Linked DNA regions of Mus musculus: region 2 is linked to region 1. Evidence: chromatin contacts called from ENCODE Hi-C data. All regions are on one chromosome and are shown on one strand. The core of a region is the stretch at or near the end of the contact, and the rest is flanking DNA. Distances in the headings are between cores, read along the strand shown.

Evidence for each region. A loop is a pair of places that touch in the nucleus more often than their neighbours do.
Region 2: a loop to region 1 is called in a map of T-helper 1 cell, with 224 times the contacts of the local background. The contact joins the promoter of Kcnh1 here to the enhancer-like site in region 1. A Hi-C loop is called at or near these places in 2 of 37 maps with a recorded cell type or tissue (T-helper 1 cell and T-helper 17 cell).

The regions. Positions count from the first base shown.
Region 1 is chr1:55,898,469-55,901,168 of GRCm38, reverse strand. The region is part of intron 1 of Gm32949 (a long non-coding RNA gene); the gene reads right to left. Among named protein-coding and RNA genes, the nearest start is that of Gm32949, 11 kb to the right of the region's middle. Within about 2 kb of position 1,445, at least 1 of the 3 ENCODE cell types and tissues checked has a DNase peak (open chromatin) inside an H3K27ac peak, as active enhancers do.
Region 2 is chr1:192,189,520-192,192,219 of GRCm38, reverse strand. It overlaps Kcnh1 (potassium voltage-gated channel, subfamily H (eag-related), member 1), which reads right to left and starts at 1,443. Exons shown (of 11, transcript NM_001038607.2): 1 at 1,134-1,443. The coding sequence starts at 1,212.

The DNA.
Region 1 (2,700 bases), core at 196-2,695:
TTGCTTGGTAGAAGATATAAGAGCAATTTCATCCATTCAACACATGTGGACCTACTGTACATTAAATATTGTCCTACTAACCCAGATGCAAAACTGATTCCTTTCAGTGGGCAAAGGACTTGTTAATTGGATCTTTAAGAAGTTGTGTAGTCTTTGAAATAAAGCAAAATAAGGGCCCTTGTCTAGCAAGCCCTTCGGGCCTTTCTGCTTTCCATTGTCTTTCAGCCACTTTACATCTCTTCAGGTTTCAGGGACTTAGCAATGCAAAGCATTCTGTCCCACAAGAACACAAACCTGGTGTGTCCTGAAGAAAACAATCCCATCACCCATTGCTCTTTAAATACTGGCCAACCTTGCCTTATTTGCAAACCCACATCAGTCTTCTTTATTTGCCTGTTTGTGTGACTGTGAATTTGAATTTTCCTTCAAGCAGGTTGTAACATCCTACTGCTTCCCTCATTAATTAATGAATTAAATAAAATCTTTAACACATGTTCACTTTATGTCTGTATGAGAATCATAATTATACCTTTTTTAAAAAAAATTATCCTCTAACCGTTTATAATAGCTGTTCATTACGGGACCACCTACCTCAAAATAATATACTTGGGAAGAAACCATAAATTGTTTCTAAAGCCCTTCCAGTGCAAAGCATTAACTGCAGAGAATGGTGTCTTCCTAATACTCTGTGGTATTTTAAGGCCCATTTGATAAGGCTTCAAAGCGCCCTCCACTCTGAGCCCAGATAGAATGAGAGAGCTGAGCTGTCTGTGGGGGGAAAATTCCATGTTTTTTTTTTTTCTTTAAAGAAATAATAAACTGCATTGTTGTAACTCAGTGTAAGGAGATTGGAGGAAGGCACTAGAGAAGGATGCCAGAAGCTACTCATATCGTTCTTTAAAATGGAAATTCGCCGTCTGCTGCCTCACATGGACAAAATACAGAACTATTTTTCACAGCTTGTTCACTGAACAGATTATTGTAGAAAAAAAAAAAAAAACTTTTACATTTTCTGCAGATTCCCAAATCTTAGTCAAAAAACTCTTGGCAATTTTTAGCAGTGAAACAGATTTCACTTTCAGATTGAGATACTCCATTTAGCAGTAGTCAGATGATCTTCCAAATAAATATAGACTCGTTTCACTCTTCATTTTCTTTAAAAAAAAAAAAATGTTTTCATGAGGTGTCTTGGAGGAAACTTGCACTTATTTGGTTTTCCCAAAAGCTAAAGGAAAGAAAACTCAAAGGTCTAAAAACCACAGCTAAACAAAAAAGAGAATGTTACACTGAAACTGTCATTACAAATAATGTGTGCTCATCACAGCACAAATAAATAAATAACCGTGCGAAGCTCTAGAATTAACAGTAAAAATACTACAGCCTTTTCTTCCCTAAATCTCAGCTCCCCAAAATATTACTAAACAGACGTGTATGTGTTCAGTACGCTCTAACAGACAGCAATATGTTGAGATGTTTCACACAAAGAGGTCTCTGGGCCGCCGCTTCTCTCTCCCTAGATTAGATTTCTCACTCAGGTATCAACCAAAACTGCACTCAGGAGCTTGCTACCAGGACAATGTTCTTCTCCTCTACCAATGTTTACTGCTAGAGAAAATCAAGAGGTATATCAATTGAATACAAATCCAATCTGTCAATAAAATGTGTGAGTAATATTCATACAATCCTATGTTGAAGATCATCATTTATAAACTTCATTCTTCTTTTTCAAATTTCTAAATTTTGCCAAAGGCAAAAGGTATCTTTCCACAAAAGACACACACACACACACACACACACACACACACACGCACCACACACACATGCACGTGCACTGTGTGTGAGAGAGAGAGACAGAGACAGAGACATCATAGAGAAAGTCCAGAAATACTGATTATGCCTTTGTTTTCATATTATAAAAATATATTAGTAGCAAAAGATGTCCATTTAATTCCAAATTATAATTATTGCTATTTTTAGCAAGGGATTTTTTTGGTGGTGGTGGTGTTTTTTGTTTTGTTTTTATTTTTGTTTTCTGTTTTTGTTGTTGTTGTTAATTTGTTGAAAGGTCATTAAAGATATTACTGCAGTGTGGAATGCAAGGCAAAGGGAAAGAAAGCTGGAGATGTCACATGCTGTTAAGAGCATTCTATTATTCTTCTAATGACAATTTTCCTATCTGGGAAGGGATCCATTCTGCCCAGTTCCAAAAGCCACATTTCCATGGCAATGTGACATGAGAACACGCTTGGTTTTGAATCCACTCTGACTCACTGAGGAGCTCCAAGGGGCAAATGGGGGAGATTCCTTTCAGATCCTCTTCTTCCACAAATATTAAATAATAAAATTCCTCTTTATGGAATGTTTTCTTATTAGAAATTAAACAAAAAAAAGTCTGAAAAGTCAATAAAACTACCACATCAAGATGGTGACGTATGAAACTATAAAATTTCATGTGACAAGACCAAGTTTTTGGCTCCATGGCGACAGCTGAATGAAGCCAGGCCTCTCTGCTTTTGTAGTTTCGTGAGGATTTTGTTTTTATAGCATTATCCAAATACTGGAGGGTGCTGGATCTGAGAGCAAAATGTAAAAGCTTAACGTTCAAAGTTGGGTGGGTTTTTTTTTTCAAACTAAAAAATACTATTTGAAATGAACCTAATTTTTTTGAAATTATAAGTCAAATGAATAAGAATATCAGAC
Region 2 (2,700 bases), core at 194-2,693, about 140 Mb before region 1:
AATTCAGCTGGAAGCTCATCACTATCAACCCAAGTTCCAAGGCTGCACGCCATGTTTACACTGGCAAAACCCAGCTCTTGAGTTAGGTCCCCACAGCCTCTCCAACGGAGAGAGTCGCCTGCTTCTGGAAGGAGAGGGGCCCAGAAGTCTGCTAGGGGGATCTCAGAATTGGGTAGCCTGGTGAACAGGTGTATGCAGCAACTCCCCATCTCCAGGACTGTATGTGCAAGCTGTGGGTCGGAAAGGTTTGGATAGCTCCCTTTGGATCGCTACTCTGAGGACTTTTCGCCTTCTGGGCTTCATGCTAATAAACCATAGGAAACTGCAATCTCTGAGTAAAAAGGTGTCGAAAATTATTCCCCTTCCATCAGTCATAGTAGGACTCTCTCCTCCCAGCTACAAAAACCTCGTGCTTGTGCACAGGTTTCTTGGGTAATGAATCGGCTTGTGATGGAGGACAAGATTGGGAGGGTTTAAAAGAGACAATAGATGCCAAATTTGTACCCGGGACCACTTAGTTCCCTCTGTTTCCCCGGCTGAGTCCAGAAAAACCATCGGACCTTCGTGAGCCATTTGCTCTAGCTGGTTGGCGAGGGTGCATAAGACAGCCCTGCCAAAGGGTTTCTTCTGGTCAGACTTTCCTGCTTAAGGGATGGAAGGTGGAGTTGGCAACGTCCCTGCACCCGAACAGGGCCAGGACCAGTAGCCCAGCTCTGCTGCTACCTCTGGCCTCCCTGCTCCTCAGGACTCCCGGGGAGCCTCCGCGGGGAGGCGGCCAGTGCGCATCAGGAGCGCAGTGCTTGAAGGTGGCCAGCCTGCAGCCACTTTTCGCATGACTTTTCTCACCAAATGCCAGGCTTTCCTGGAGAGGACAGCGGGAGGGCGCGGGAAAAGGCCCCAAAGGCGTAGGCTAGAGATCTCTCCTCCAGAGATGGGGCACACTAGACCCCCTCCAGCCCTGCCCACCTCCCAGGCCCGCAGGCAAGAGAAGCTGGTGAGCGGAGCTCCGGGATGCCCCCGCATCTGTTGGCACCAGGCGGGAGGCGTCTGCAATCACCGCACTCAGAAAAAAAAAAAAAAAAAAAAAAAATCAAAACCCACCTGGGCGACAGAAATCCAAAGGCAGTTCTTACCGTTGGACCGCCGCACGATGTTCTCCAGAAACGTGTTCTGCGGGGCCACTAGTCCCCGCCGGCCGCCAGCCATGGTCATCCTCCCGACTGCCGGACTCTGGGGGCGTCCGGCGCCGTGTCTCACCGCAGCAGGCGGCCGGGTGCGCAGCCCGCAAGCGTTCCTGGCTCCACGCGCCCCATGCGCTCCGCAGCCCCGGAGCGCAGGGGCGGCGGCTGGCTCCCGCTGCCGCCCTCGCTGCGCTCCGCACCTCCCCGCTGCGGCCCGCCCGGGTGTGCGCTCGAGTGCCCCGGGCTCGGTGCGCCGCGGCCGCCTCCCGTGGGCGGAGGGAGCCAGCCGGTCCAGGGCGCCCCCTACCGTGCGCGCATCCCTCGGGGACACAGCCGTAACCAAGAGCCACGGGGTGAGGCTGGAACCGGAGCGGCACCCTCTGGGTGCAGCGGGAAGTGTTATCCAGAGTGTGCCTGGGGTGTGCAGAGCACGGTGAGCAGCTTTATTGGTAAAGTCACATACACACACACACCCGAAAAGGTCACAAGAAGACTCTTTCTTTACGCGGTGTCAGATCGGAGTCAGAACCTTCAGGCTCTGCAAACAGCATGAGCTGCATGTCTATCCAGCTTCCCCAGAATTAACCAACCAAGTGTCTAAGGGCAACAACTTACAGAGTGACTGCCAGATTCAGCTCCCAGGAGCCGTTTTGGTTTGTCTTTACCATCAATGTGCCTGCAGCCTCCTCAGTTGATAAATGGCTTTCACCTGTTTGGCGTCTTCTCTTACAGAGCAATCATTTTACCAAAAAAGAAAAACAACAAAACATGAGTTGGCACATCGGGGTTTCCAGCTACAGTACAATCTCTTAAGATTTGTGTGTAAGGTGAAAAAAACAAAAAAAAAAACAAAAAACGGGAACTGGCTGTCCAGCATCAAAGAGGAGGGCTACTTCTGAAAGCTTCCCAAAGTAAAAGTACATCAGATTTTAATTAAACAGCCATAGCTGTGGCTTGGAGAAGCATCCACAAGGCACAGGTGAAGCAGGTGCGGCTTCACAGCAGGTAGAAATGACTTGGACCTCTTGTTCACTGAAGGAAGAGGGGGTGTTCCAACTGCACATAATGTGTACCTGTCGTTGTGCTGTGCGTGTGGCGGGGGACTGAGACAATGCCCACAGAAGGATGCATTGCTACTTGACTGGTTAGTTTCCAACTGGACAAAGATTCAAAATAAAATGCAAAGATAAACCCGCCGCTGAAGCCCGTGACGCCGGGGCTCACCTCCGGAAACACCTTAATGGTTCGCAAAGACACACTGTCTCAATTTTTTAATCTCAGAAGCAGAGCCAATTCCTTCCAGGCATTCTCTGAGTGGTCGAGCACTGCGGAGAATAGACGGGGGGGGGGGGGGGGGGATCCTGACTTTAAAGTTCTGTGCGGGAGGTCTGCAAAGATGGCTCAGCACCTGAGAGCACTCTTGCAGGAGACCTGCGTTTAGTTCACAGTAGGCCAAAGCCATCTGAAATTTCAGTTCCAGACCATTTGATGCCCTAGTCTGACTTCTTCAGGCACCAAG